2 separate regions of the Homo sapiens genome follow, and region 1 is linked to region 2. The links are chromatin loops, found by intact Hi-C in ENCODE. Cell type or tissue: endothelial cell of umbilical vein. All regions are shown on one strand. Links, peaks and the distances in the headings refer to the core of each region. The heading gives the core; the rest is flanking DNA. Region 1 overlaps NID1 (nidogen 1). Region 2 holds the start of GNG4 (G protein subunit gamma 4).

Region 1 (16,213 bases), core at 8,035-16,034, 340 kb before region 2:
GTGTGGAATCCACTACGGCTTGGAAGTTGTTTACTAGCAATTCCACAGCTTTAGAAGTACAGCTGTCCCTCAGTATCCACGGGGCATTGGTTCCTGAAGATACCAATCCACAGGTACTCAAGTCTCTGATATAAAATGGTGTAGTATTTGCATATAACCTATGCACACCCTCCCATGTACTTTAAATCATCTCTAGATCACTTATAATACCTAGTACAATGTGAACGCCATGTAAGAAGTTGTTGTATTGTTTAGGAAATGATGACAAAAAAGAAATCTGTTCATGTTCAGTACAAACACAACTATCCTTTTTATTTTTCCAAATATTTTCAATCTGTAGTTGGTTGAATCCACAAATGTGGAACCCGTGGATATGGAGTGTTCACTGTATTTCCCTGTCTTAAGATCTGAGTTGTACAGTTTAGAGGTCAATTTCCATGCCAAAAAGCAGGACATAAATAAAGGAAAACATACAAATGTTGGTAAACGCACTTGGTGGTATCTGGTGCCTGAAATCTTTGGCCTTGACTTGTCGGTTATCAAGAAGCTTGAGATGCTAGCGTGGCCAACATGGTGAAACCCCGTCTCTACTAAAAATATAAAAATCAGCCAGAGGTGGTGGTGCTTGCCTGTAATCCCAGCTATGCGGGAGCCTAGGGCAGGAGAATCGCTTGAACCTGGGAGGCATAGATTGCAGTGAGTCGAGATCATGCCACTGCACTCCAGCCTGGGCAACAGAGCGAGACTCCGTCTCAAAAAAAAAAAAAAGAAGAAGAAGAAGTTTGAGATGATAAAAATGACACATTTAGAAAAAACAAACAAAAAAATTTTCTTAAAATAAAACCCAGTGATGTTCATCAATGGATAAGCAAAATATGATCTGTCCCTACAATGCAATATTATTCAGCCATGAATATGAAGCAGGTTCTAATACATGCTACCACCTGGATAAAGCTTGACAACATTCTGCTAAGTGAAAGAATTGTTTACTTAAAAATGGTTCACTTGGCAGGGCGCAGTGGCTCATGCCTGTAATCCCAGCACTTTGGGAGGCTGAGGCAGGCGGATCACCTAAGGCCAGGTATTCGAGACCAGCCTGGCTGACATGGTGAAACCCTGTCTCTACTAAAAATACAAAATTACCTGGGCTTGGTGGCGGGTGCCTGTAATCCCAGCTACTCAGGAGGCTGAGGCAGGAGAATCACTTGAACCCGAGAGGCAGAGGTTGCAGTGAGCCGAGATCGTGCCACTGCACTCCAGCCTGGGCAACAGGAGCGAAACGCCATCGCAAAAAAGTAAAAAAAGGTTCACTGTATGTTCTATCAATTTGCTTCATTTCTTTTTGCCTCAATTTTTTAAAAGTGTTTTAAAAGGAACTACCTAGGAGTATAAAGGAGATGTAAATATCATTTTCTTGACAAACCTATTCAATAATAATGATGTTTCTGCATTTTGAATAACTGATGAAACAAAACCCAGTGACACACAGGCAGCCCTCGTGGTTCTGAGCGAGCTGCGGGGACTCCTGCAGCCCCGCCAGGGAGCGCTGACGGATGACGCACCTGACAGCTTTCTTGTTGCCTGTTTCTCTGATAGAGGTGGAGAAAACCCGGTGCCAGCACGAGCGAGAACACATTCTCGGGGCAGCGGGGGCGACAGACCCACAGCGACCCATTCCTCCGGGGCTGTTCGTTCCTGAGTGCGATGCGCACGGGCACTACGCGCCCACCCAGTGCCACGGCAGCACCGGCTACTGCTGGTGCGTGGATCGCGACGGCCGCGAGGTGGAGGGCACCAGGACCAGGCCCGGGATGACGCCCCCGTGTAAGTGGGTGCAGGCCGTGCTTGGGCGTGTGCCTGAGAAGGACCTCGGGGGACCGGAATTGCTGAACACGCTCTTTGCTCTTCTGCTGGACCTAAAGCTTGAACTGTTCCACTGGCTCCAGCCCCACCCGCTCCTGCTGCACCCTTCTTCCCTCTCACTTACCCCGCTCCTCCCCGTGCTTCCTCTCCTCCTCACCCTCTCTGTTCTCTTACCCTCTTCTTTCTCCTTCCCCACCCAACACACACACGTGTAGGGTGTAAATACCCAGTGGGGCCTGCCACAGCGGTACCTGTAATGGTAGCAGAGCGGCTGTGTGTGCTCCAGGCCTCCCAGAAGAACTCTCTGCCAAGGGAGGCGTGGAGGTGGAATGTTCCTGCACTGGGACATGGCAGGGATGGTGGGGACCAACCTGAACCCTTCCCCAGGGCTCTGTGCCCTAGGCAGTAGGGCCTGTTCAGACCGTTGCACCCCTTGCCTCCTTCAGTCGTGCCCTAGGGCCTTTAGTTACTTGGGTTGATTTTCCAATCCAAGGAGCAAACAGCCACAAAGCTTTCTGCATGAGCTGGCTCTAAGACCATCACCGGAGGCAGTGGGAAGCTGCTGTCCTGGGGGCCAGGGGCCCTGTGTGACTCTGGACAGACACTTTCCCCAGCCTCAGCGTCCCCAGTCTCAACCTAAACATGAGGCAAAATAACCCCGAGAGTGATTCCCAGCTCTAAAATTCTCCTTCCGTTGCAAATGTAGAAATTGGTTATTGTCACAAACTACCAAAAGCGAATATAATGAATCTTTGAATCTCCACTCACAATTTAGCTAATAATCATTGATTGATATCCTATCAAATATTTCCCCGAAGCTGCTAAGAAACAGTAAAACAATTACTCAGAAACTTCACTCGTTCACACAGCCAACATTCACTGAGGGGCCAGTGCTGTGGTGGGTGCTAGGATGCCCAGAGGAAAGTCACGGTGCTGGGCCCCCAAGAAGCGGAAAGGACGGTGAATAGACAGGAACAGTGTAGGGAGATGAGCTTTAGGAGAAGCAGACAGCGACCAGGGAGCCGAGGCGGAATCCTGGCTTGCGTGGGGCGGTGGGCTCATGGGTGAGGCTTTCCAGAAGCAGCACCGTGTGAGCCACGTTTCTAAGCCTGAGTATTGGTCATGAGGGCAACGAGGAGCCTGGGATGGGTTTGGAGCAGGCGCCCATGTGAAGCAGGGTTTAGTTTTAGAATATCACTGGCTGTGGGGGTAGAAGCTGAGAGGCAGGCTTGACAGTCCCTGGCGGGGGGAGGTGAAGGCTGTTGCACTACTTACGATGAATCCAGGTGAGAAACGGATGGATTTCAGAGATATGAAAGAGGTTGACCAGATTGGTTTGTGTCACCGATTGGGTGTAATAGGCAAGATAGACAAGAGAAAGTGACCTTGGGGACAACCTTGTCCAGCTCTCACTGTAGAGAGCAGGAGACCAGGCTCTGGAAGATGCATGCCCTGTGCACACAGCGAGTGAGTAGAGGGGCCAGGACAGGGCTCAGGTCTCCAGACACCCAATCAGCCCTCTTAGCCCTCCTTGCTTTGCAGCACAGTTGTGTGTCCCTCCTGGGACATTGTCTCATCAAGTGAATCAAGGAGCCCGGCGAGGGGTTGAGGTCAGGAGATAGGAAGGCAAGCCTGATTCTGAGGGAAAAGGAGCCCCTGGCCATGATTTTGTTCTTGGAAGCCCATAAACGTCATGTTCTTGCTTGTCAGGCCCCAGGCTCTCCCATCCCTGTGGCACTGGGACAGAGTGCACTGTATGGGGCAACTCATTCTGACAGGCTCCTCCAGCATGGAAAAGCTCAATAGTTTGCACTAGAACCTGGCTCCCTGTGGGCAGGGAGTTCAGGGATGCTGTTTTCGCTGTTGTGCTACCGCTGGTGCTGCTGGTGCTGCTCTTATTTGGTTCCTTCCTCTAGCACCAGTGCCTAAAGCAGAGCATGGGTAGCCAAAGCTTTTCTATTAAGAGGGAGGCCGGCCGGGCACAGTGGCTCACACCTGTAATCCCAGCACTTTGGGAGACCTAGGTGGGCAGACCACTTGAGGTCAGGAGTTCGAGACCAGCCTGGCCAACATGGTGAAACCCCATCTCTGCTAAAAATACAAAAATTAACTGGGTATGGTGGTGCATGCCTGTAATCCCAGTTACTCAGGAGGCTGAGGCACAAGAATCTCTTGAACCAGGCAGGCAGAGGTTGCAGTGAGCCAAGATCGCACCATTGCACTCTGGCCTGGGTGACAGAGCAAGACTCCGTCTCAAAAAAAAGAGGGAGGCCAAGCCATTTTTTTTCACGTGACTTTTAATGCTGTGTATTACCTTCTTCATCAGTGCTCTTTGATTGACTGAGGGCTTTCTAATTCTGGTGCTTTCAGCTATAAAATGGGCATTGTGTGGCTGTGGCAGTTTGTGGTGCCATGAAGGTGATGTGACCTGATGTGTGGGTGTGTGTATGTGTGTGCATGCGTGCATGTGTGTGGGGGTGTGTGTGTGTGCATCTGTGTGTTCCTGGTGCACACGGGCCTCCCTCACTGACCCCCTCTGCCATGCAGGTCTGAGTACAGTGGCTCCCCCGATTCACCAAGGACCTGCGGTGCCTACCGCCGTGATCCCCTTGCCTCCTGGGACCCATTTACTCTTTGCCCAGACTGGGAAGATTGAGCGCCTGCCCCTGGAGGGAAATACCATGAGGAAGACAGAAGCAAAGGCGTTCCTTCATGTCCCGGTGAGTGCTGGCTGATTATACCTGGTGACAGCTCCTGCTTCAGTGACCTGGAAAAACAAGCAGGACGATATCAGACCAGAACCCCAGGCTCAACCCCTGGAACCATGGGTGCTCATTCCATGTAGTCCTGGGTGACCATCTCTAGATGGGGCCACTGTATTGCTGAGCTGCTCGTGATCTTTCCATTCCCCTGCCAAATTCATAGTGATTCATCTTTCAGCAGCTGCTCAATTTAAGAGCCTCATATCTGCTCTGACGTAGCAACAAGCATTGGAGTTTTTAGAGGCTTTCAAAGCTTCAGAGATGCATTTTGTGATTTAGGGACTTCTTTTCCCATTAGATAGAGGTTGGGCAATTCAGAAAAGCCATTCGGTTTTATCTGATCCTGACCCCTGCCAAGAAACCAAACCTGAGACCTGCAGGCTTCCACTACAAGGCTGAGTCAGAATTGCTGGAGCAGTGGGAGGGGCTGTGAGGGTCCTATGAGGAGTGAAGGAGAGGGGAGGGTCTGAGATCATTGGCTCTTGTAAAAGAAAGTCTGGCAGAAAGCCCTATCATTCCTCACTGGAGGCACAAAGTCTACTTGAAGATTCTTGGTAAAGATGCTACTTGGGCCATCTTGCCTGCCACAGGACCAACCTCCAGCTTTTCTTCTCTTCCTCCTTTCTCTACCCATTGTGTTTTCTTCTTTTTCTATTTACTCTTCCTGAATTGATCTCCACTTCATAGATGCCACACACAGCCACATCCCTTCTTTGGGACCAGGGAGGAAACATCAGCAAAAAAGTATCCAAAATAAAAATACTTTTCAAAAGCCTCTTGCAAAGAAGTCTTTATGAGATTCATGTCCTTTTCCTGCACAAAGCTCTCAAATGGGTTGCCTCTTCACTCAGAATAAAATCCAGTCCTTTTTATGGCCCTCAAAGCCCTATAGGATCTGGCCTCTGGCTCCCTCTCCCACCCTGTTCCCTACCACTCTCACCTCACTTACCAACTTCAACCCTCTGGCCCTCTGGCTGGTCCTGGAACACACCAGGCACATTTCTGTCTCAGGGCCTTTGCACTTGCAGTTCCCCCTGCCTGACAATTGCACAGTTCACTGCCTCACTTCATGCAAATTTCTGCCAAAACATCATCTCTCAGAGAGGCCTGTCCTGATCCCCCTGTCCAGACAGCAGCCACCACTGCTCTCTAGCTCTTTATGCTGCTTTGTATTTCATCAGCGCTCTTGGCACTATGTGATGCATTAAATACCCATATTTGTGTTGTGTATCTGACATGTATCTTCCTATTAAAATATCAGCACCACAAGACAGGAACTGTTCATTTGTTTCATGGAGGTATTGGTTTCATGTGGTATTTCTAGACCCAAAACTGCTTGGCATATAGGAAGCACTCAAAAAAATATTTGCTGAACAAATGCATGCATGATCATTGTATTCATCTATTGCCTTGCTGAAAATGTAAACCTTGAAGATCATCTGTGTCATTTCCATCTCCAGCACATGCTCTCAGGTAATAGGAATGGGTTAAATTCCCTGTGAAAGACATTCTTTCCCAAGACCAAGGGGAGAGGCTAAATGTCATGTGAGGCAATAAAAAGCAGATAATTTACAGCCTGGGCAACATGGAGAAACCCCATCTCTACTAAAAATACAAAAATTATCTGCACATGGTGGTGCGTTCCTGTAATCCCAGCTACTTGGGAGCCTGAGGCACAAGAATTGCTTGAACCTGGGAGGCAGAGGTTGCAGTGAGCTGAGATCCTGGGCAACAGAATGAGACTCTTGTCTCAAAAAAAAAAAAAAAAAAAAAAGCAGATAATTTAAGTGGGCTAGGTGGTGGAAGGGGGAATGCTGAAACAACGGGATAAACATTCACCATCTTTTAAAAACCTGTTGAAAGTGGTATTAAGAATATAAACAATGTTATGCAACTATCACCTCCATTCATCTCCAGAACTTTTTCATCATCCCAAACTGAAGCTATTAAACAATACCTCCCCATTCTCCCTCCACCCATGTCCTAGCCCCTGGCAGCCACGATTCTACTTACTGCCCTTATACTTTTGACTTTTCTAGGTACCTCCTAGAAGCAGAATCATACAGTATTTGTCATTCGTGTCTGGCATATTTCACTTAGCATAATGTCCTCAGGTTCATCCACATTGTAGCATGTGTCATAATTTCCTTCTTTCTTAAGGCTGAAATCCCATTGTACGGATCTGCCGTATTTTGTGTATTTATTCATCTATCAGCAGTTGCTTCCACCTTCTGGCTTTTGCAAATAATGCTGCTATGAACATGGGTATACAAATATCTGTTCGAGTCCCTGCTTTAACTTCTTTTCGATACATATACCAAAGTGGAATTGCTGGATCATACAGTAATTCTATATTTAATTTTTTGAGGAACAACCATACTGTTTTCCACAGTGGTTGTACCATTTTACCTACTCACCAGCAGAGCACAGGGGTTTAAACTCCTCCATATCCTTACCAAAACTTGTTGGCTGTTTTTGTTTTTTAATGATAGCCATTGTAACGGGTGTGAAGTGGTTTTGATTTGCATTTTCCTAATAATTTATGACACTGAACATCTTTTCACGTACTTATTGGCCGCTTGTATATCTTCTTTGGAGAAATGTCTACTTAAATCCTTTTGCCTATTTTTTGATCAGTTCTTTTGTTGTTGTTGAGTTGTGGGAATTCTTTATATATTCTGGATATTAACTCTTTAAAAGATACATGATTCGCAATATTTTCTCCCATTCCATGGGTTGTCTTTTCACTCTCTTGATTGTGTCCTATGATGCACAGACATTTTTAATTTTGATGTAGTCCAATTTACCTTTTTTTTTCTTTTGTTGCCTGTGCTTTTGGTATCATATCCAAGAAATTGTCGCCAAATCCAATGTCATGAGGCTTTCTCCCTGGTTTTCTTCTAAGAGTTTGATAAGTTTGCTCTTACATTTAGGTCTTTGATTCATTTGAGTTAATTTTTGTATGTGGTGTGAGGTAAGGGTCACTGTCCTTTTTGACTTGACCCCTTGAGGAGGAAGTATGTGCTCATCCTCCTGATTTTCCCAGTAAAAGATCATCCTGGTCCACCACTTCCTTGGTCCTGAGACCCTCCCTCCTGAGACCTTCCCTGGCTTCGTAATGCCTAGTACTGTGTCCACGACCAAGAACCCACTCCCAGGGTTTCTTGTACCTGAACAATTCAGTGTTTCAATAGTTTCCAGGCTATTGACAGAATCTAACCTCACCACATGCTGAGATCATACAGCCCGGCAGCTTCTTCCTGAGCCTCTCATGGGCAGCATCTAAAGAAAGGAACTCCTCACTGTCTGATCAAGGGAAAAGTTTGTGCTTCTGTTTTGTTTTTAAGTTTTTATTTTGAAGTAATCAGAGCCACAGGAAGTTGGAAAGGTATACAGAGAGGTCCTGTGTACCTTTCACCTGGTTTCTCCCAATGGCTAAATTTTACATAAGTATGAATTCCTATAGTTTTAAAATATTTTAATTTGCAAAAGATCTCGACAAGGCTTTGCCAAATCAACCTATGGGCAGATGGCTTGTTTTGAGGTGGTTGCTTTAGAGAAGTTAAGCAACTCAGTGTTCTTTCTAGGTTGGAGTTTTGTCTATGTATCACCATAGTTCGTCATACATAATGAGCACCTAATAAATACTCATTAATGAGTTACTGGCAGGTAATTGATTTGCCTTGTCTGAGGAGAGGCTGGCTTACTCAGAGCTAACTCTCAGTGGCTTTTCAAACCAAACAATAGCCCAGTAGATTTTCATGAAACTCAAATCACATGTAAAATGTTACTCAACTTTGCTTCCTCTGGTCCTTTTCTGTCTCACTTTTGTAAGAACTAATGTGTGGAAAAGGACTCTGGGCGTGTTTGCTGAAGGAAATGTTTTCTTTCCTTAAAGCCATGGAGGGCCAGAGAAGTTGATGAGCATGTTTGCTGAAGGAAATGTTCTCTTTCCTTAATACCACGGAAGGCCAGAGAAGTTGATAGGCATGGGATGCCGTGAAGGAGGTACCCACAGTTGAGGCCTGAGCATTTGGTTGTGATGGTTTAAGAGAGTGAATATCTTAAAAGTGCACAGCCTTGTCTGGGCGCACTGGCTTACGTCTGTAATCTCAGGACTTTGGGAGGCCCAGGCGGCTGGATCAGTTGAGCTCAGGAGTTCGAGACCAGCCTGGGCAACATAGTGAGACGCTGTCTCTACAAAAAAATAGAAAAATTAACTAGGTGTGCTGGCACATGTCTGTAGTCCCAGCTACAATTTAAATGTAAATTGTTTACATTTAACCTTATTTATCCCTTCATTTATTTGGGTCTTTTATAGTTTCATGCTGCAATGTTTTATAGTATTCATTGTGGAATCCTGCATATTTAAAAATGTTTATCCTTATATATTTTCTGGTTTTTTTTTTTGATGCTGTCACAATTATTAAGGTTTATTTTCTATATTTTGCTAGTATATAGAAAAATAATTTTATATTGACTTTGTATCTTGCATCCTTGCTAGATTCACTTTTGATTATAGCAGTTTTATAGATTCCCCATGACTTTCTACATAAATAACCATATTATCTTAGAATAGAGTAATTTTACTTCTTCAATATGTATGCCTTTTATTTCTTTTTCTTTATCACCTTCAAGTAGGCAAAGATTTCTTAGTATTCAAAAAGCATTAGCCATAAAGGGAAAAAATAATAAATTAGACTTACTAAACATCAAAAACTTTTGCTCTTCCAAACACTATTAAGAAAATGAAAGAGCAAACTACATACTGAGAAGAAATAATGGGTGGGTGCAGTGGCTGGTGCTGGTAATCCCAGCACTTTGGGAGGCTGAGTCAGATGGCTTGCTTGAGCCAGGAGTTTAAGACCAGAGTGGGCAAGACAGTGAGACTCTGTTGCCACAAAAAATTTTAAGAAATGAGCTAGGCATGGTGGCACATGCCTGTAGTCCCAGCTACTTGAGAGTCTGAGGGCGAGGATCACTCGAGTTCAGGAGGTTGAGGCTGCAGTGAGCAGTAATCACGCCACTACACTCCAGCCTGGGCAACAGAGACCCTGTCTCAAAAAATACATATTTATGCATATATATACACACACACACACACACACACACACACACAAATTCCTATACATATAGATGTGCATATATGTGTATATGACAGGAGTTTTTTCTGAAATATACGAACAACTCCTACAACTCAATAATAAAAATTTTTAAATGAACAAAACACTTGACACTTCATTACAAAAGATATCCAAATGCCTGTAGGCACGCAAAAAGATTCTCACTATCAGATGCTTGTAGATGGACCATTCTAACCACTGGTCTTCACATCCAGGCTAAAGTCATCATTGGACTGGCCTTTGACTGCGTGGACAAGATGGTTTACTGGACGGACATCACTGAGCCTTCCATTGGGAGAGCTAGTCTACATGGTGGAGAGCCAACCACCATCATTAGACAAGGTAAGTAAGCAAATATCATTTTTCCTTTTTGGTTTTGCTTCTAGCAGCCAAAGTGGCCATGTATGCCAGAGAAGAACAGCAAATGAAGCCAAACTTTCACAAACATTTCTCAGTCTTTTGTTGCATTACTACGATAAAGTGTGTAAAGTTTAGGCACGTTCTACTTTTTTTTTTCTTTTTTTTTTTGAGACAGAGTCTCACTCTGTCACCCAGGCTGGAGTGCAGTGGCGTGATCTTGGCTCACTGCAAGCTCTGCCTCCTGGGTTCACGCCATTCTCCTGCCTCAGCCTCTCGAGTAGCTGGGACTAAAGTCGCCCGCCACCATGCCTGGCTAATTTTTTGTATTTTTTTTTAGTAGAGACAGGGTTTCACCGTGTTAGCCAGAATGGTCTCTATCTCCTGACCTCGTGATCCGCCCACCTCGGCCTCCCAAAGTGCTGGGATTACAGGTGTGAGCCACGGCGCCCGGCAGGCACAATCTACTTTTCAGTGTTCAACCTCAATTCCTCAATTGAGGAAATTCCTCATTAAGGATGCCAATTTCAACCAATGACTCTGTGCTTTGTTTTTCATGCCTACCTTCAACAAATCAAGACTGTTTTACATGGGTATGATTTATCTAGTTGAAAGACCATTACAACAAAAATCCAAAGGCCTCTAAAAATTCCACTGTGCTGAAATGGTCAAGTATTACATGTTGCTTAATTCAGCGACTCATCAACTGACTTGGGAATATTTTTGCTCCTATGGCATTGTCATGCTGATGATATTTGTTCTGTGGAGTCACCTTGCGTTCTCTGCAAAATATTCACATCAAAGATACATCTTTAAAATAGAGCAGCCTCATTTTGTATTTCTTTTTACTTGGCACTGAATGTAGTTTTTTCTATTTTCAATGGAATGTTTCCCTCACAATTGATATTCTAGAAGATTTCCTGTGCCTGTGGAACAACTCCCGAAGCATTTTTTCCCTTCTTTGTTGCCTTCAGTAAAGATGATGCGGCAGGAATGAAGCTGAGGTTGAATTAACTATGTCTGGCTTTGGACATAGACCCTGAACCCTTTTCTGGAAGCCAACAGGCTATTTAAATCATGTCTTCCAGTTTTCATGCTTTGGTTTAGTGAAAAACAGTTTGAAAATGCCTATCTCCGTGTGTTAAAAATGTTATTGTTATTATCTATGATTTCATTTTAAAACCCAGTGGAAGAGGGGAATAGGTCATTGTTTGCTATTTCCTGTTGCTTTTGGAGCTCATAACCATCCAAGAACGCTGTAAGCACAGTAAGAAGCATTCCAAGCAAAAGCCTAGTTACTGTGAAAACACAGAATTAAACCAAAATGTGATCTTTGTAGAAGAAAGATCACTGGGAATAATTTTCTTTTTTTTTTTTTTAAGAGAGAAAGAAGCTTCCAGTTATCTCCTTAGCATGGTACAGGTTGGTGCTTCCCTAGTGAGTGAGAGTGACAGTTAGGTATCATTTTCATTTCTTCCTTATTTCATAACAGCCCGGATCCCAGGCTTTCTTTCTTTCCTTGAGTTACAGACCCAACCAAGTATCTCTAAAAAGTATCATATCTTTGAGGTAAGCAGTAAGGAATACTTCTTCCTCGGACTGCACATTGAAGGATAAGATTATCCAGACCTTTCCCTTGGAAGAGTAGCTCATAAAGAAGTATTTTGAGTTGAGGGAGAGGGGGTTGGTTGCTCTTGGGTTTGAGATCGGGACCAAGGCTGGTTCTAAGGAGACAATATGCACGGAGCTCATGGAGCTTCCTCCAGGTGCCTCGCAAAGATGCTCTCACAGAGCAGCCTATATTCTCTGTTTTATTTGCGTATATCTGAGTGGCTCTTGTCTCTCACACAGGATGTGCTCATTCCAAATATACTCCAGAATGACTTATTCTGTTTCTATCTGAAAGCCAGAAGGGACCTTTGGAGGTCAGTCTCACTGTCCCTGTTCATCTAGGGACATGGGAAATATTTTAATATTTTAAAAATCTCTACTTTGTGTTTAGATAATAAAGATCTTGTTCAAGTGGGGTTTCTAATTCTCAATAAACTTCCTCTGGCGGGCTTTCTTTCTGGGGGCTCTGATGTGTCCAGCATCCAAGGTCACCATCATATTAGGGCTCTGGCGAAGGCTAATGCAAAGGGGGCTGAGGGTCTGCACTGCTTGTATGTCCACAGAAGAACACAGTATTGGAGCCAGGTGTGGTGGCTCATGCCTGTAATCCCAACACTTTGGGAGGCCAAGGCGGGGGATCACTTGAGGTCAGGAGTTTGAGACCAGCCTGGCCAACATGGTGAAACCCTGTCTCTACTAAAAATACAAAAATTAGCCGGGCATGGTGGCACGCACCTGTAATCCCAGCTACTCGGGAGGCTGAGGCAAAAGAATCATTTGAACTCAGGAGGTGGAGGTTTGCAGTGAGCTGAGATGGCACCACTGCACTCCAGCCTGAGCAACAGAATGAGACTCTGTCAAAAACAAAACAAAACAAAAAAACCCACAGTATTGGAATGGTTGCCTCATACCCCAGATCCCTCAGGTAGGGTAGCCCCTTCTCCTTCCTGCTTATACTCCAGTCATACTAAATGACCTTCATTCCTTTAATCAGTAGAAGGGAAAGAGTCCTAAGTGATATCAATAAAACACAATCGTTATTATTAATTTAAAAAAACTATATAATAAAACACCAATGTAATCTTCAGCTTCCAGTAAAGTTAGATGGGTGCTGAGGGTTTGCAGTGAAGGTTCATGTTACCCAGTGGCAACTCCTGGCTTGAAAATCAGTTGCTATAACCCAGTAAAGACTGGGGTGTTATTTGTAATCACTGACACCCCTTCTTTGTACCCCTTATACTTGTATGAAAGTAATAGCAGCTATGGTTTCTTGAAAGTATTATTTCAATGACCTTTATCCCCGATAGCTAATGAACAAGATAGAACTATTTTTCCATTCCCTATCTTAAGATCTTCCACTGCCTCCCCTCTGCCTAAGTTCTAAGTTCATTAACATGGCCTCCTACCTTCATCTCTGACCACTCCCCCACCCTCATAGTCTCCAGCCACATACAATGACATCCTGTTCACTTTAAGCCACCATCCAGCCTTCCTTTATACCTATGTGCCAGTCTCGCTACCTAAAAAGCCCTCATCCAGGATCCTTGTTTGACAAACTGCTATTGGTCCTTCAGGTGCCAGCTTCAAGCAATGTCACCTCCCCCAGGAACCCCTCCCTGTTCTCCCCAGGCTGGGGTTCCTCCTCCAGGCTCCCATAGGACCTGGAACTCAGTCTCAACTGTGGTTGGCTGTGGGCTCATGGAAAACTGGGCCTCGGCTTAGTCATTGTTACTGTCCTGGTTCCCAACGTGCAGCATGATGGATACCCACAGAGTGAGTAAATGGCATTTTTGAATTTGTCACTTTGAGTGTTGTTTATCTTATAAACAACAAGCATTTCACATTCCCATTTGGTTTCTTAAAGTGCAGGGATTGGACACCATGTGAAATAACATTGAGTATTCAGAAAAACCTCATCTCAGCTGCTTAGAAAACAAAAAAAATTAGAGGAGCTCTGTGTTTACTTCTAGATCTTGGAAGTCCAGAAGGTATCGCTGTTGATCACCTTGGCCGCAACATCTTCTGGACAGACTCTAACCTGGATCGAATAGAAGTGGCGAAGCTGGACGGCACGCAGCGCCGGGTGCTCTTTGAGACTGACTTGGTGAATCCCAGAGGCATTGTAACGGATTCCGTGAGAGGGTATCTTTGTGTAAATATGTGTGTGCATCTCTTTGATTTGCATCTGCCCTTTTAGAGATTCTCAGATGTGAGGCTTTAACTCCAGCATTGGTCTCCTGAAATTAATGAGTACGGGACGAAAGAGTCTACAGTTTTGGTGACTTGTAGATATCCACGGTACAATGCCAGAACATGTATTACAGTGTGGACTTGATACCATGTCCCACTTTCAAATCTTTTGCCAGGAGACTTTACAAGTTGGCATGCTCAGAAATTGGATATTTTCCATATGGCTTCAATGTGGATCAACACTCAGGTTATATCAACTCCAGAAGAGTAGCAGGGCGGCATAAATGGACTGCTGAGGCTGCTTTCAGGGGCAGACCCAGACTGAACACCCTGGAGATCCCTTCCTGTGTGTTTCTTCGGCACATCCATGCTTTCTCTTCCTTCTTACTGCAAGCTCTACCTCTTACACAACAGGCTCTTAGTTCCTCGACACTGATTCCTTCCCTTTGAGACCACATCTCCTATTCTGTGGCCACTCAGCCTCCTCCTTGAAGGCAGGTACTTTGACCACAGCCCCTGCCAACATCTGCTTCTTGTCCTAGTCTGGTCCCCTGGGTCTGCTGTGCTCTCCTCCATGTGGGCCTCATGCAGGGAATTCCATATATTTATGCCAGTTATAGCCCTTTACTTTGTTTTCTTTTGCTAACAGCTTCATTGAGATATTATATGTCAGTTATGTTAAAGGGAACCAAATTTGTTAGTAACAGAATCACCAAACTCAAATGAGGAACCAAATTCAAGTATCTTTGCAAAAGAAAATGTGTTTTATCACCTCTCGATCCTTTCAGTCATTCTGTTTTCATGTCTGCCAATCACTTCATTGTAATTCTTTTCAAGTGTTTTTCATAAACTTTTTCTCATGCATCCTTATTATTTCTTTTCCTCTTTCCCCCCTTTTTCCTCCTCCAGGAACCTTTACTGGACAGACTGGAACAGAGATAACCCCAAGATTGAAACTTCCTACATGGACGGCACGAACCGGAGGATCCTTGTGCAGGATGACCTGGGCTTGCCCAATGGACTGACCTTCGATGCGTTCTCATCTCAGCTCTGCTGGGTGGATGCAGGTGATGGAAAGCTGGACACTGTCCAGGGCGGGTCTCAATCTCCTAAGTCAGGGGTGGGCAAACTAGGGCCCTGGGGTCAAATCTAACCAGCCACCTGTTTTTATATAACCCAGAAGCTATGAATGGTTTTTACGGTTTTATCTGGTACATTAAATATATACTGGTACAAAATTGTATAGATACCTGCATACTGTCCTTGGTTTTGCCTCCTGGCCTGCAAAACCTGAAATAATTTACTATCTGGTGCTTTAAGAAAAAGTTGGCCACCCTCGTGTTGTAAGTGGCACTGCACAGAGCCTGGAGTCACCCTGATACCGATAAGCAATTCACAACTTACATTAGTCTGCCCTGGCTCGTGCCTCCCCAGCAGAAGCAACACGGGAGGAAGAGACAACTTGCCAGTTTTTAAGAGCAAGCCTCATGTGTTCTCTGGGACTTGTCATTGTAATGCTTAATTTCTCCCACTCTTGCCCTCATTACTCTTGTTTTTTTTGCACAAAGGGGCCATTTCTTGTGTGAACAATGAATGAATTGTTTCCACTCCACACAGGCACCAATCGGGCGGAATGCCTGAACCCCAGTCAGCCCAGCAGACGCAAGGCTCTCGAAGGGCTCCAGTATCCTTTTGCTGTGACGAGCTACGGGAAGAATCTGTATTTCACAGACTGGAAGATGTACGTCAGCTGTAGCCATGGGGGCTGCGTGGGCCTGCCCCTCCACCCACTGTCTCTGGGAGGCCAGGCCCTTCCCATCTGGCCTCTTGGCTTGACTTTTGAGCCTCCAGAAATGCCCCCTCTAGAGATGTCCCCTCTCCCTTATCCTTCTGGTTGTCAGGAGCCAAGAGAGGAGCATGAAGAAGGAGGGAGGACAAGGCCCTAGGGGACAGGAGGTGCCATTTATCATCCAGATGCTCCTGACTGTGTGGTTTCAAGTCTTTAAACCTGGACTTCCTCAGCACGTCTGTTCTTTCCCCAGGAGTTGGCCCAGGGTCACGTGGCCGGTGGGCTCCATGTCCACTTCATGTCCCTGCTTCATTATAGTTGTTAAACTGCAATATTCCCACGGCCTCTTCCTGACTACCCCTTCCTGCAAAAGGAGGGATTAAACTGAGAAGACAACTGGCCAGGGGCATCTGTCTAGAAAGCTCATTTCCTGCCTGGGATCTAGAGTGGGAGGGGAGAGCTAACTGGTCTTTACCCTTTTGTAAAAAGCCAGAGAAATGCAGGCTTGACCCACCCCA
Region 2 (16,213 bases), core at 3,527-11,526:
GCGCTGGAGCTCACCCCGAGCGAGGGCGGTACCTGAGGCTTCGGGGAGCCCGCGCTGACCGCGGCCCCGTCCCCAGACCCCTCCAGCAACCCCGGCCCCGCCCCAGACCCCTCCGGTGATTTCCCCCCCGGCCCCGCCCCGCAGATCCCTCCAGTGATCTCCCCCCCGCCGCGCCCCCCAGACCCCCCCCCAGTGATTTACCCCCCGGCCCCGCCCCACAGACCCCTCCAGTGGTCCCCCGGCCACGCGGGCTCCGGGGGGGCGGGGCGGGGGCGCGGCCCTTTGCTGGGACAGGGGGCGTGGGCCCGAGTAGCGGGCGGGGGGCGCGGGCCCGGGCTGGGGCGGGGGCGGGGGCGGGGAGCGCGGGAGCCCCGGTGACGCAGCAGTGACGTCGGTGGCAGCGGGCGGGATTTCCCGGGCGAGACCCCGCGGCGGAGTGGGCGCGGCCAGCGTGGAACGGGGGCGAGGGTCGCAGAGTCGCCGGCTCTCCCTTCCCCAGTCTGGGCCCCCACGGCACAGGGGGCCGAGCAGAAGCCCCCAGCGTCCAGGGCCGGGGGAGGGTCCGCCTGCGCCCCCAGGCCCGCGTGGTCGGGCCCTGCAGGGCGGGAGGCGCGGCGCGGGGCGGGGCCGGTGACGGGACGCGGAGACCCCGCGGGCGGCGGGAGGGGCACGAGGCGCGCGTTTGCACCCGAGCCCGGCCCGCGCCCCGATGCGGAGCGATGCCGCTCGGCCTGGCCGCCCCCCGCGAGCACCGCGCTGCAGACGAAGCCCGCGCGTGATCCCGCTCCGGGTAAGTGGGCGCCCGGCCGGAGCCCCGGGTGTCCGCGGGGAGAGCCCAGCCCGGTGCAGCCAGACGCGGAAGGGAAACTCGGGGTGAAAGTCTCCGGACCTAGGGAGACGGCTCTGGCGCCGGTGTGGTCCTCACGCCGCCAGCTGCTGCTGCACGCGACACAAAGACCTGTGGTTCCCTCGGCCTCCTCTCCCGGGACCTCCCGCCGGGCCCCGGGGAAGCCCGCGCGCGGGTGTGGACAGCCCCCTCGGAGCGCGTCCAGGGGCTTCCGGGGCTGGGGGCGCCCGGTCCCTCCGGCATGAGGCAGGCGGGGGCTCGGGGGTCCCCTCTTCCATTTGTAGGTCACAGAGCGTTTGCTGTTTTCCCAGCGGGGACGTCCCCCGTGGAAAAGGACCTCAGTGGCAGGAGATGGCGTGGCTGGTTGGGCGTTTTCTTTGGGGAAATGTTTCTGGCGAGTGCCTGAGGAAGCCCTCCTGGCTCCCCAGCAGCCCAGACGCCGCCTCGGGAGCACTCGGGGTGACGCTGGAGCCACCGCAGCTGAGGGTGGTTTTCCTCACCTCCTTGATGGCGTCTGTCCCCGAGGCTGGTGCTGAACTGAAATGTGCTTCGTTCGCCGCGCGCGCCCGGCAGCAACCGGGGAGCTTTGTTTGGCTTGATTTTTTAAATTGCCTTGGAAATAACGCGAAACGGCGGGAGGGTGAAGTGGGGAGGAGGACAGAGCGTGGTGGGGAAAGACTCCTTAATTTAAGATTTGCTTCATTTCGAGTATTTGGGGCTAAGGTGTTAGGAAACCCGAAAATGTTAAAGTTTGATCAAGTAATAAAGTGGATGATGGACGCCGGGCCTCCCACCGTCTCCCCGGCCCCGCGGCTGCCGCGTCTCTCCTCTACCCGTCGCCTCCCAGGACTGTCAAATGCTGGCACCGGGCCCGTGCCTCTCAGCCGGAGCAAAAGGCCGCCTAGGCTGCGCCCGTGTGCTCCATTAAAACGTGCCAGTCCTGTCGTCTGCTCATGAGTGAGGTGTGCCGCTTCCCACAGTGGACAGGAAATTTGCAGCGGCGAATGCCTCACAGTAGCCATGGGGGACCTGGGCTCTGCGGCCGGCTTCTCGATTCCTCCCGCAACTCCTTTTCCTGATTTTTGTATGAGGCGGGGGAGGGGAACCAGCCGCCATCTGATCTGGCCCTGTTCCCTGCAAGAGGCGACTGGGGGGACAACTAAGTTGATAAATGGAAAGCCTTTTCCAGCCCGGAGAAACAGACAGAGGACCTATAAACTGGATTGTTTTTGAAATGTAGGGTTTGCTCAGTGACCGGTCATGATAAGAGATGGCTGTGGCACTTAATAAATAGTAGGTGTAAATGCAAATGCAAGGTTTACAGTGATGCCTTGCCTGTTAATGAGCAGCCTCACCATGGGGTTAGTTAGGCTGAAATGACTATTTAGGACAATGGACTTCCTGTTGGCCCCCACCTCCATGCACAACTCCAGTGCTCATAGGCCTTAAAATTCGCCCAAGGAAGCCAGTGGAGGATGTAGGCCTGGCTCAGAAACAGCACAGCTAAGGGGCCATTCCCAGCAGTCCTATGATTGGCGTTTCTCATGCAAACTGATGGTGGAGAAACCAGAAAAAAAAAAAGCTTTTCCTAGATTCACTTTACAGTTTTTAAAGCAAAAGTGACAGTCCCTGAAGTCCCCCAATATTCAGTGCATTCTTTGAAATGATAGAACATCAGGTGGGAACATCGCCTGTAATCCCAGCACTTTCAGAGGCCGAGGCAGGCAGATCACTTGAGGTCAGGAGTCCGATACCGGCCTGGCCAACGTGGTGAAACCCCGTATCTACTAAAAATGCAAAAAATTAGGCGGGCGTGGTGGTGCACGCCTGTAATCCCAGCTACTTGGGAGGCTGAGGCACGAGAATCACTTGAACCTGGGAGGCAGAGGTTGCAGTGAGCTGAGATGGTGCCACTGCACTCTGGCCTCAAAATAAATAAACAACATGAGGTGGGAACATGGACCCTGACCCCTGGGGAAGCAAGAGCCACAGCTGTCTCAGGAGGGCAGGAACACTGTAAAATGTGTACAATGCTCCTTCCCCCAAGACCTACACGCCCAAACCCACGCCTACCACAAAACTACTGCTTATGCAGAAAGCAAAGACTAAGGTCTGTACCCAACAATTTCTTCTTTTATTTATAGCTGCATCTCACTTATTTCACTATCACATTTTTCCTAGTTTGTCTCAGTTTCTGCTTGGAGAGGGGAGAATGCCTAATAATGTATGTCAGAAGATTGCCCCTTTCTTCGTGGAATTTTGAAGTAGTAACTTTAAAATATTACCTGATTTTTGTTCTTGAAACACCTTTTAAGGATATACTGCTATCTAATCTTGCTGGTTTTCCTTTTTTAAAATTTGGTATTTTTATTCATTCTAGATATACTTAGGCATAGAGACTTGTATTATTCAGGTAGAGAGATTGTTTCTTTTTTAAAACCAGAAACCAAAATTTAACTCCTTTAATAGAGGTATAAGTACTACATAAATAACCTATCAACAGTGGATAGCAAGGATATTTTAATTGAAAGTCAGAAAAGCTAAATGGTATCAGGAAAGAAAAGGAGATTGCAGGGTAATACTACCGAAAGACTGAAAGAAGCTGGTTAAAAACCTCTAAAGAATAAGCCAAAGACTGTTAATAAATGATCAAAAGTAAAAACACAAATGAAATTTTCATTTTAGGAAATGTTAAGAAATAGGGGCTAGAAAAGCTGCTGAAAGAAAAAAATTACTGCAGAGAAAACAATGGGTGCTTAAAAAGAGATCAGTTCAGTGAGCTTGCTGGAGCGTTCCAAATTCCTCTAATTGCCAAGGAGTTCTTGTTAGACTGAATGGTGGCTGGTGGGCAATCAGATTCCCTGCTGGAAATTGGTAGACAGAGTGACAGGTGCCATGCAGATAAGGGAAAGCCGGCTGTGTGCAAGACGCCGTGCTCACTGGGGAAGGAGCCCTGGGTGCCCAGGAGTGAGGAAGTATAGGGAGCTATGGAGGAACTGTTCGTCTCCATGGCCGTGAGGTTTGTGGGTCACCAAAGGCCCAGTCTCCGAGGATCGGATAGGGCTAGGAGCCCAGGTTAGTGGGCAACAAGGGGAAAGAAGGGCAATGATTGGGCTAGACGTGTCATGTGGATGATCTCCTTTGATACTCACAGGATACCTGCCAAGTTTCTAATTTGCAAAAAACAGCAGTGACTGCTTGTGTCCTCTCTGTCCAGGAGTGTTCTGGCAGCGGGTTTGGTGGGTGGTGGGAACCTTTTTTAACTGATGTAGGAAAAGTATACACAAATGACAAGTGAAAGTGACAGAGACGTGTGGAAGAGAAAAAAGTGGAGAACTGTAGAGAGACCCACACTCAGGCACTGCACATGAGCTCCTTTCCCAGGAGGATTTGTTTCTCTTGCTTCTTAGATTTCTAAAACCATTTCTCTCTGAGTTGCTGGGTTGGCTTTCTGTGGTGTGACACATGTGCTCTGAGGCCATGGAAGGCCCTAGAGATAGAAGAAGCACTCTAAGTATCCCTCTGGGCCAGAGAGATTGTTTCTTCCCCAACACCCCCTGTGCATGAGGCGGGACAACAGCCACGATGGATCATATGAGCTGGCATTAACTGTGCCTTTATGCCTTTCTCATCAGTGCCTGGACCTCCTCCTGGTGCCCCTGCCTAATGTACAGCTGTAAGGCCTTGTCTTCTGTCCCCTCCATATGGGCTCCAACAAAGAAAGAGAGGCAGGGCGATAAAATAGGAAGAAGGAAAACATTTTTAACTCTTTTTAAACATTCTTTTTTTTTTTTTTTTTTTTTTTTTGAGACTGAGTTTCCCTCTTGTCTCCCAGGCTGGAGAGCAATGGCACGATCTTGGCTCACTGCAACCTCCGCCTCCTGGGCTCAAGCGATTCTCCTGCCTTGGCCTCCCAAGTAGCTGGGATTACAGGCATGTGCCACCGCGCCCGGCTAATTTTGTATTTTTAGTAGAGACGGGGTTTCTCCACGTTGGTCAGGCTGGTCTCGAACTCCTGACCTCAGGTGATCCACCTGACTCGGCCTCCCAGAGTGCTGGGATTACAGGTGTGAGCCACCATGCCCAGCCTGAACATTCTTATTCAAGCACCTCTACAACTACAGCAGAAAAAGTGTTTACATGTTCCTCCAAATTCCAGCACCCAAACTCAACCTTGTTTCTTCTGGTGTCCCACCACACAGAGAGGTAAAATTGAGAGATTTCTAGCAAAGCAGTACCCATGTATGAAGGCCCAAAGAGGAGAAATGAGCTTAGATGGCGGGAAGAAAAGAGCAAGAGGCTGTTGAGATTGGGGTGGGAGGCAGGGCAGGGCAGGGAGGCTGCTGAGGGCTGAGAGCAGGTTCTTCTCCACAATGGCCCAGCAGGACTCTGTGGCTCAGGTCCAGACACTGATGAACAGGAAGAGCAGATGGGGTGGTCATGCCCCATGCTGGGACTCTGTCTTCCCAGAGGGTCAGGCTCTTGGAGGCCAGAGGCCAGAGGTCAGGCAGCAGTACAGGCAGCCTGGCTTTGCAGGCTGAGCCAAGTCATCAACACACCTTGGAAAGGGCTACGTGTTACCCTTCAACACCCACACGTCCACGTGGGCCCTGGGGTCTCTGGCGGCCCGGGGCCCATGTGGACGGAGTGTCTGCTGCTGCATCTCCCCTTCCTCATCAGTGGTCTCTGTCTTCCCATGGCTCCCTGTCTATAGGAAGGTCCAGCTACACCCAACAACTGGCATCCTCCTCCTGGATGTCTCTCCAGCCCGATCTGAGGAGCCATCTGCCCTGCCCTGCGGCTCTGGGGTACCCGCCCTGCACAGACCCTGGATGGAAATTTCCAGCAGGGCCTTTCCGCTGCCCCTAGCCTGTGGCCGACTAAACGAGCATGAGTCAGTCCTCATTCGGTTTTAGTTTTCCTTCAGCAATCTTGGGAAAATTCTGTTTTCTCTGTGCCCCAGTTAACTTTGCGTATCACTCAGAAGCTGCTCTAGTCTGAAGGTGCTTGTTTATCCCCCCGGCAGCTGTGGGGCTGCATGGCAGGGTACTAGGGGACTGCAGCCTGGTTAAGGAGACCTGATGACTTCAGTCTACACCGTGCATGTGTTTGACGGTGTGTGCGGGGAAGAAGGTGTTACCAGGATGAGAGACAGCGTCAGGCTTGCTCATGCCCAAGGGCAGTGGTGGGCCTGGAGTGTGGGTGTGGAGGTGGCCGAGGAGGGTCGCTCGGTGGATGTGAGTAGAAAATTCCAAAATGTTGACCTCAAGGGAAATAAAGGGGAACTGGCAGTGTTGCCGGCCACTGAATTCTCTCTGGAACAGGGTGAGGTGTAGGTCCAGGGCAAGGCCTTCGTGGGTCTCACACGCTCCCTCCCGCTGTGGCTGAATTTTATCTGATGGAGACAGAGTCACTGGCCTCTTTTGCTGATCTGGACCTCTGGGTGCCCGCGTTCCCGCCACCCAGCCCTGTCTCTGGAAGGCTGTACCCATCAACCTTTCAGTAGGAGTTTGGCGTTTCACTGCCATTCCCCTCCACTTGGTTGACCTTGTAGAATTGTGCCTTTTGGGGACTCTCTCGGGCAGATCTTTCTGTGTGTGCTCCGTGAACACTGCAGCAAGTGTGCCCTCAGCCCCTGCTCTGCCGCGTCCCCGCCTTTTTGGGTTGGCTGTGCTCACTGATGGATGGGTCAGCATCCTCTGAACAAGTTTCTCGTTAGACCCTCTCCTTGTGCTAGGGTTTGTTGCAGTCAATAGTGTCTGAAAGAAGCCAATTGCTGGCCTGGACCCAGGCACGTTTTTATTCATCAGAAATTTTCTTTGTCATGGATTTGCCATTCTAGGGCTCTGCTGATCTCACTGTGATCTTCCTGGTGTTTTTAGTTTTACTGTCCAGTACTGCTCCCCGCCACATTCCTTTTCATTACTGGGTGCTATGGAAGGACTTTTCCAATACAGACATACTGCTGGATGCGATCGATGTGTTCATCGAAGACTGCATGTGAACCTTGCATTTGTGAGGTGTTCATTGACTGCATGTGTGATAAGCACCTGCAATAAATATATGCATCAGATAGTTTAGGCACTGGTGACAGGGAAACAAATAAGATATGGTCATGCACTCCAGAGGAGTCAGAACCTAGAGGGGGTGCATGTGTGAAAACAGCCCACCTACCCTGGATTAGTGCACAGACAGGGAGAGTGTTAGTTCTTTCTGATAGCAGTGCAGAAAGCGTGTGACAACAGAGGGAGTCTTGAGCTGGCCCTGGTGAGCTGAGGCAGGTTTTTCAAGCCAGACAAATGAGAAAGGGCTTTCCAGGCAGGGCGGCCAGCAGGGGCCCAGGGTCATGAAAGAGGAGTGGAGAGAGCAGAAAGGTTGCTCAGAGCCGGGGTGTGAAGGTGAGACTGACCGTGAAGAATGGGGAATCCAGGGCCATTGTCAGGCAGAAGCAGGAAGCAGCAGGCCCCACCTTGGCCGTCTGGCTGTGACTGCCATGTGGGGAAGGTCGGAGGCGTGGGGCAGGAGAGGGAGGACAGGGAGACTGGATAACGCCCAAGGGTGCCCCGGCCCCAGCGTCAGTCGGGGTGGCCGTCTGATTGGAAACAGAGGGCCAGGGAGAGGCTGGTGTCTGGGATCCCAGGGTTTCCAGACTGAGCATGGATGGACGAGGGGTAATGTGACCTGGTTTTGTGAATGAAGCTGGGCAAGTAGAGAGAGGGTGTATGACTTGCCAAGTCAGGAGGTGACATCGAGGGGGCATGTACGTGCAGAGCTGAGCAGAGGTCTGGCTGGACCCAGGTGAAGCCACAGGGGCGAGATTGCCTGGGGTGATCCGAGGTGTGATGACAGCAGGGAGGCCCGCGCCTCCAAGAACACACGGCAAGTTTAGGACAAAACAAATATCCTTCTGTAGGAGGCACACCCTTTCTTACACAGACTTTCATGCATAGGATTCCCTTAAAAGAGACCCTCCCAACCCTGCCCTCTCCCTGGCCCCCTGCCCCTCCTGCCCGCCTCTGCAAAACCACAGCCAACCCGCCACCACCTCGCCTTCCTGGATGACTCATTCTTTCTGCGTTGAAGCAGTTGCATCCTGCCTCTTGTTTATGATTTCTTTGTCCCTCTGATGCTTACGGATTGGCTCGGACGCTGTTAGCACCCGTCTCTTGCTGCAGGCCCACGTCGGGGAATCACAGTGTATCATCCTTCCGTGCGTGGGTCTCTATTCGAGAGGGAGTTTCTGTTCTATGTTTTGCTCAGTTGCCCCCGGTCACTCTTTTCCCACCCCCAAGCACCAGTGGCCTCGAGGCGGAGGGCTGGCCTTGGCCCTGCTTCACAGTAACCGCGGCAGCTTACCCGCGACACCTGCACGGGAGCGGGGCCAAGGCTCACCCCGCCCCTGCCGGGCCTCGCTCGGGTTCTTCCACCCTGCGTTCGCCTCGGACCGCTGTGGTTAGCTGTGAAATGCCCCTGCGGTCTGGTTTTCTCTCCTTTTCCGCACGGTTCTTAGTGTGTTATGTTGCTTTTCCGCACTGTACGTTGGAAGCTCTAGGGCTACGAAAACGCAGGCAGTTGCGGGGGAAGCGAAAAATCCCCGCCCTCATGGAAGTTCTGTTACGGTGGAGGAATCAGACCAATGATAAGAAGTCAGAAAATCAAAAGTAGTTTAAACAAGTACATGAATAAATAAGCATTTAAGATATAGTAAGTGCATGAGAGAAAAATAAAACAAGGCTGGGAGGTAGGGAATTCCGGGGAAGGGGGTGGCTCACATTTTAAATAGGCTGCTTGTGGGAGGACCTGCCATGTTGATCCGAGGTTAAGGTGACCTCCCAAATGAGCTCATCTGATGCACGTGGAGCCAACAGGTGAAAGTGTTGATGGAGTCACAGATTATTTATTTATTTATATTTTTAGGTGGAGTCTTGCTCTGTCACCCAAGTTGGAGTGCAGTGGCGCGATCTCGGCTCACTGCAACCTGCACCTCCCAGGTTCAAGCCATTCTCCTGCCTCAGCCTCCCTAGCGGCTGGGATTACAGGCGCCCGCCACCACGCCAGCTAATTTTTTGTATTTTTAGTAGAGACAGGGTTTCACCATGTTGGCCAGGCTGGTCTAGAACTCCTGACCTCAGGTGATCCGCCTGCCTCGGCCTCCCAAAGTGCTGGGATTACGGGCGTGAGCCACTGTGCCCCGCCGATTATTTATTTAGTTTTAGAGGCAGGGTCTTGCTCTGTTGCCCAGGCTGGTGTGCAGTGATGTGATGGTATTTCATTGCAATCTTGAGCTCCCCAGTTCAAGTGAGCCTTCCACTTCAGTCTCCTAAGTAGCTGGGGCTACAGTTGCCCACCACCATGCCCGGCTAAATTCTTTTAAAACTTTTTGTAGAGATGGGTTCTCACTATGTTGCCCAGGCTGGTCTGGAACTCCTGGCCTCAAGTGATCCTCCCACTTCGGCCTCCCAAAGTGCATAATTACAGGCATCAGCCACTGCACTTGGCCTACAGATTAATTTATGCCCAAGTGCCTTCCTGACAGAATAAGGTGGCTTTCCCCTCCTCTCACCCCTAGCATATAAGAAAGCTACATTAACCAAAAGGAGTATTTGGTAGTGTAACTCAAGGTAGAGGAAGAGACAGAGATTCTTTTTGCAAAATGACACGCAAGAAGCAGCCCCTTCTCACTCCAAAGTGGGCCTCTTCACAGCCTGGCTGTTTTGTGGGTGCTCCACCCATCCAGGGACTGGGGCTGCTGGGCCCAGTGACCTCTGACCTGCCAGGCGCCAAGCGGCAACAAAAGGGAGGGAGAGCTCTGGCCCACCGGGCAATTTGACTCTTCCTGGAGCCCTGCAGGGGGTGGTGGCCCCGAGAGGCTGGATCAGAGACCCTCAGGTCCGAAGGTCTGGTGGGCTAAATGAAGTAGAGAGGCCGCCCTCAACTCCACCCTGCCGGGATTCAGGCGGGCTCAAGGACGCAGCTTGGCAAGGACTGTCTTATGTATTCGCCTTGATGCGTGGTCTGGCAGGTTCACTGTAGTCTGTTGAATGATGTGTGTATCCTTTCTTCTGTTTTACACACCTGTTTTGAGAACCATTTACTTGTAGCACAGTCTGTGTATAAAGCCTAAGGTAGATGCAGCAGTGGTTCTCAAACCTGGCTGCATACATTTTGGGCAGTTTTTAAAATATCCCTTCTTGGGCCTCATCCCCTGGACATTCTGACATAGTGGGTCTGGGCTAGGGTCCGGGAATTAGTCTTTGAGTTTTGCAGCCACCAGATTTGAGATGCATTGAACCAAATGATTTCTGTGGGTCCTTATTCCTGATATCTGATTCCCCCCAACCTGCCTAAGCATCCCCAGGCTCTTGTGTCCTATGCCAGCCTCTCCCGCTCCTCGTGGGGCTGTGAGGGTTTGACCACCGTAAGCATGATGTGCCTGCAACACCAGGTCTCCTCCCCAGGCTGAATGCATGGATCTGTCCTCTTCTGCCTGGGGTGAGAGACAGCCTTCTCTGTGGGGAAACCAGCTACCACCCTGAAGAGCTGCCTCTGTCAGAGCACAAGATCCCCACCTAGAGACCCCCTCACTGCTCCCCTCCCACAGCAGCAACGGCAGCTCTGAGGTTCTGGACACCCCAAAGGACACAGACCTACCTTCACCCATGAGCCGTCCAGGAGACATTTGACAGCTGCTGTGTGCCATGTCCTAGGGGTAGGAATGCAAAATAAGTCAGAGGCCATCCCTGCTCCTGAGGCATTTACAATCCAGTGAGGGAGACAGAGGATTATAACACAACACAGAGCGGGGCACGGTGGCTCACGCCTGATATCCCAGCACTTTGGGAGACCAAGGCGGGCAGATCACCTGAGATTGGGAGTTCAAGACCAGCCTGGCCAACGTGGGTGAAACCCCGTCTCTACTGAAAATACAAAAATTAGCTGGTTGTGAGGCAGGAGAATCGCCTGAACCCAGGAGGCAGAGGTTGCAGTGAGCTAAGATAGTGCCACTGCACTCCAGCCTGGGCGACAGAGTAAGACTCTGTCTCAGAAAAAAAAAGCATACAACACGGAATTAAGAAAAGCTCCCACCTCAACACAGAAGGACACCAAGCCCGGCCCAGAAGGACAGGGAAGGCATCTGGAAGGAGGTCTCATGATTTGGCCAGATGGAACTATTGGGGCACAGCCAGTGCAAGGCGAAAGCCTTCCAGGCTGGGGGCTCTGTTTCAGCAAGGGAGAATGATTATGGCTCACATTAATTAAGTGCTTCCTGCAGCCCAGGCTCTTAGTGGCTTATGTTGTATGAACTACTTATTCCTGATGACTACTGTGGTAGGTAGAATCATGGTCCCCAAAGATGGCCACCCTCTAATCCTTGGAACTTGTGAATCTGTGAATCTTACACAGCAAAAAAGATTTTGCAGATGTGATTAACGGAAAGATCCTGAGATGGGGAGGTGATCCTGGAATACCTGGCAGGCCCAGTGTCGTCACAAAGGTTCTCATAAGAGGAAGATAGGCGCATCTGAGAGAGAAGGTGGGGGATGCTGCTGGGCTGGCTTTAAAAATGCAGGAGGGCCCGTTACTGGGTATATACCCAAAGGATTATAAATAATTCTACTATAAAGACACATGCACATGTATGTTTATTGCAGCACTATTTACAATAGCAAAGACTTGGAACCAACCCAAATGCCCATCAATGATAGACTGGATAAAGAAAATGTGGCACATATACACCATGGATTACTATGCAGCCATAAAAAAGAATGAGTTCATGTCCTTTGCAGGGACATGGATGAAGCTGGAAACCATCATTCTCAGCAAACTAACACAGGAACAGAAAACCAAACATCGCATGTTCTCACTCATAAATGGGAGTTGAACAATGAGAACACATGGACACAGGGAGGGGAACATCACACACCGAGCCCTGTTGGGGGGTGAGGGGCAAGGGCAGGGAGAGCATTAGGACAAATACCTAATGCAGGCAAGGCTTAAAACCTAGATGATGGGTTGATAGGTGCAGCAAACCACCATGGCACACGTATATCTATGTAACACACCTGCACGTTCTGCACATGTATCCCAGAACTTAAAGTAAAATGTTAAAAAAAAAAAAAAATGCAGGAGGAGCCACAAGCTCAGGATTGCAGATGGCTGTAGACACTGGAAAAGGCAGAAATACGAACTCTCCCCAGAGCTTCCACCCACAGCCCTCCTGGCACCTTGATTTTAGTCCATCGAGACCCATTTCAGACTTTTGAACTCCAGAACTGTAAAATAATAAAACTGCATTGTTTTAAGCCATAAATATATGGTAATGTGTTGTAGCCACAATAGAAACCAATACAACCATTCCTCTATTTTGAAGGGAAGAAAGCAGGAGGTGAAGGGAATTACCCACATTTCCGGAGCTAGAAAGGAGCAGATTCAGGCTCCAGGGCCTGCACCTGTCCACTCACCTCTCTTCTGTTCCTCCCGCCTGGAAGGGGTTTAAAAACAGCAGTCCAGCAGCTGGGGCTTATCGGAGACCAGGAGCATTGGAAGATGAAGCTGGCCAGATGCGCAGGCAGGAGCCAGGGTCCGGGAAGCTCTTCTTGGTCAAGTAGAGGGAAGTGGCTTTGCAGGCCATTGGCCTGGGCTCCTTTTCGGTGGTCTCCTCAAGTCTGTGCCGGACTGGGAGTGCCACAAGAGCAGAGGTCAGCTCCTTGGGCCCAGTGCACCCACATGTGGCTTCAGCCACAGAGTGAGCTGTGTGCCCATACAGACTGTGCCGCCTCTCTCCATTATCAGATGGTTTAAAAGTGCCACCCTGGCCAGGTAGTGAAGGGCAGACATCTGGTTAAGTGCCCGCAGCATCCTTATGCATCGAAAATTCTCCTATGTTCAAACATCTGTTTCCACCTCATCATTGTTTTCCTCATTCTAATTTTTTTTTTTTTTTTTTTTTTGAGACAAGGTCTTGCTCTGTCTCCCAGGCTGGAGTGCAGTGGTGCAATCTCGGCTCATTGCAACCTCCACTTCCCAGGTTCAAGCGATTCTCATGCTTTAGCCTCCCCTAGTAGCTGGTATTGCAGGCACGCGCCACCGCGCCCAGCTAATTTTTGTATTTTTCGTAGAGAAGGGGTTTCGCCATGTTGCCCAGGCTGGTCTTGAACTCCTGGCCTCAAGTGATCCCCCCACCTTGGCCTCCGAAAGTGCTGGGATTACAGGTGTGAGCCACCGCGCCCAGCCTCATTCTAATTCTTTAATATAAAGCATCCCCCATCTTCCAGCGTTTGACTGAAATAGGTGGTCAGAGGAATTTTTAGGTGGTGTTTTAAGCATTGTTTTTTTAAATAAAGGACACGTAAGCATAACCTGAAACTACTCCCGATATGTCTGCTCAATTTATATTCCAAGTATTTTGCAGGCTGTGCTTGGATTTTCAAAGGAGCAATCACTAGCATTTGATTAGCATTTTTCAGTTTGCTAAAAGCATTCATGTACCCTGTCCACTTGATCTTTACAGAAATGCCAGGAGGCAGGGATTTTTTTTTTTTTTTTTGAGACGGAGTCTGGCTCTGTCGCCCAGGCTGGAGTGCAGTGGGGAGGCAGGGATCTTTATCCCCATTCTTGAAGGAGGAGACTGTGGTTCAAAGGAGAATCACCATCAGGACAAGGTGCCTAGAGGAGCAAGGACGGCACCCAGGGCTTCCACTCGAACTCCACACTGTTCCTAGGGTATCCTCTTGCCCTAGGGGTAAGAGGTAGCAGCTGGGGTAGCAGGGAAAGACCTAGAATGCACTTACAAGGAAATAGGGTCCCAGAATCCAGTTCCGATGTGTCCCTCCCAGGTACAGAAGTACAACACTGGGGCATCCGCATGCCATCGCCTGTCAGTATTGGGGATCCCACCCTGCTTTGGGGGTTCATCGGATCTCTGGTCTTAACATGAGATTGTTGTATGGAGGAATGTGATTGAGGCTCACCAACATCTCAGGGCACAGGCAATTGCCCTGCTGGAGGACCCATGGAGATACGCAGGTCTCTGATGGGAGGTCTCTGATGGGAGGTCTCAGCGTGGGCACCGTGCCTCTGCGTGGCCGTGGCTTGCTGCAGGCACTGCTCCCCATGTGGCAAAGATGAGGGAATGCAGGCCTGCTGCTCAGTGCCAGCTGCTCTCCTCTACACGGGGCTCCCCTAGACCTTGCCCCAGGCCTCACCGCAGGACCTGGTGCCTTTGGGGTTCCCCTTTTCTGAGACCCCCAAAGAGCCTTCCTCAAATAAATCAAAGGCTTTAGCGTCTAAAACTTGTTCCTGAAGAAGGCTTTCTGAACCCGCTTTGGAAGTAAAAAGCAAAATTCCTCTTTGCACTTCTGTGTAATCGTCCTCATTCTCCTTGAGGCAGTGCGGATAACTCTGGCTGGTCAGAGGAGGGGCAGGTATGAGGAAGCACGGTGAAAACAGCCCAGCCCTGTCTCTCAGGATATTCTCCCTCTACAGAGAGAGAGCCAGTTCCTCCCTACACTAGTCTGGGCTTACCTGTCTAGCAAGAGGAGGGTTCCTGGCCATTACCTGGGTGTCCCCTGGCAGTGCAGCAATACCAGGTTCTCAAACACTAACTGGTTGGTTAAGGAGGTTAAGTTACCTTCAGTCTTCTGCCCTTCAGCTTCCTCAAGGTGGAAGGTGGGCCTTCAGAGCCACTGCAAGGGGTCTCTGAATACAGGTGCACAACCCAGGAAACCTGTGTAGAGCAATTGCGACTGCCATGTGTTTGTATCCTGCTGATTAATTTGCAAGTATGCATAGATGCCTTTGGGATTAATAAAGATGAATTTAAGTATGTTACTGAATTAATCACAGCTTTGTCGTGTTGTATCTTCTGTGGCGACAGATACTGAAAATACAGCCATGTATTAGTTGGTTTTGTGTTGCTATAAAGAAATACTTGAGGCTCAGTGATTGATAAAGAAAAGAGGTTTATTTAGCCGACAGTTCTGCAGGTTGTACAAGCATGGCACCAGCATCTGCTTCTGGGGAGGCCTCAGGAGGGCTCCACCCCCATGACTCAAACGCCTCCCACCAGGCCCCACCTCCATACATCAGGAATCACATTTTTCCCCGCCGAGATGGAGTTTTGCTCTTGTTGCCCAGGCTGGAGTCCAGTGGTGCGATCTCAGCTCACTGCAACCTCCACTTCCTGGGCTTAAGTGATTCTCCTGCCTCAGCCTCCCAAGTAGCTGGGATTACAGGCGCATACCACCACACCTGAATCATTTTGTATTTTTAGTAGAGACAGGGTTTCTCCATGTTGGTCAGGCTGGTCTCGAACTGCTGACCTCAGGTGATCCACCCGTCTCAGCCTCCCAAAGGAATCACATTTTAATATGAGATTTGGATATCCAAATATCCAAACCATAAGAGGCTGTAAGAGACTGCGTTTGTCTGATTGACTTTAGAAGGGACCTAATTTATAAATGTTTAAACTTTGCGCTTTAAAACCATTGGAACCATGGTTTGCAAAATCCTTCCATTTCTGGTGCTCCATGGTTCATTAACAATGCCATGTTCTGGTACATTTTCTAAATTTATTCACTGTCTATACCCGGCTTTGTATTGCCTTCCTCTATCAGCTGCTGACTTCAGCAAAGGAAGTATTTCTTTTTTTTGTTTTGTTTTTTGTTTTTTGAGACAGAGTTTTGCTCTTGTCGCGCAGGCTGGAGTGCAATGGCACCATCTTGGCTCACTGCAACCTCCGCCTCCTGGGTTCAAGCTATTCTTCTGCCTCAGCCTCCCGAGTAGGAGGCATGCACCACCACGCCTGGCTAATTTTGTATTTTTTAGTAGAAACAGGGTTTCTCCATGTTGGTCAGGCTGATCTCAAACTCCCAACCTCAGGTGATCCACCCGCCTCAGCCTCCCAAAGTGCTGGGATTACAGGCGTGAGCCACTGCGTCCAGCCAGCAAAGGAAGGCAGCCTTACTGTGGGGTCCTAATTAGGAACAAGGAGCCAGGCTGGTGGGAGCAAGGGAAAGCAGAAAGAAAATACAGATAAGCTATAAATCTGCGTTTCTTCATAGTCTAGGACACATAGCCCATCTGCGCAAATGACTCACGATCTTCCTGCACCCAGATATCACCAGACCCTCGGTTGATAGAAAAATGCAAGTTAGTTCACAGCCACCTTGACATTATCAATACTGCACTTAGCCCTCTCCAGCACACAGAACAAGCTCCATCCTATAAAATCCCCAGGAAGCCTTTGTCTCCTCCAGTCAGCTCCTCTCTTGCTAACTGGCCTATTGCTTTCTTGCAACATATTTCCATGCTTTTGCTAATAAATCTGCATTTCTGTACCTATGACTGTCTTGGCAAATTCTTTTT

The links. A loop is a pair of places that touch in the nucleus more often than their neighbours do. Peaks named below come from ENCODE experiments on the same cell type or tissue, not always from the same donor. Only the 100,000 strongest peaks of a DNase experiment are listed, where the experiment ranks them.
Region 1: it touches region 2 in a loop (11-fold over the local background); 3 of 110 quality-filtered maps call a loop at or near these places.

The regions. Positions count from the first base shown.
Region 1 is chr1:235,979,256-235,995,468 of GRCh38, reverse strand. It overlaps NID1 (nidogen 1), which reads left to right. Exons shown (of 20, transcript NM_002508.3): 13 at 1,597-1,824; 14 at 4,411-4,583; 15 at 9,964-10,090; 16 at 13,687-13,858; 17 at 14,816-14,973; 18 at 15,524-15,647. Among named protein-coding and RNA genes, the nearest start is that of LINC02768, 15 kb to the right of the region's middle. RefSeq lists a silencer at 13,194-13,394. In endothelial cell of umbilical vein, for the core only: no CTCF peak of the experiment used is centred there; DNase peaks (open chromatin) are centred at 8,498 and 11,188; H3K27ac peaks cover 3,825 bases.
Region 2 is chr1:235,634,239-235,650,451 of GRCh38, reverse strand. It overlaps GNG4 (G protein subunit gamma 4), which reads left to right and starts at 668. Exons shown (of 4, transcript NM_001098722.2): 1 at 668-790. LOC124904560 (a long non-coding RNA gene) reads right to left here and starts at 10,409. Exons shown (of 4, transcript XR_007066960.1): 1 at 8,204-10,409; 2 at 7,982-8,069; 3 at 7,612-7,711; 4 at 6,621-6,897. RefSeq lists a silencer at 694-803 and an enhancer at 2,169-2,463. In endothelial cell of umbilical vein, for the core only: no CTCF peak of the experiment used is centred there; a DNase peak (open chromatin) is centred at 7,971; H3K27me3 peaks cover 230 bases.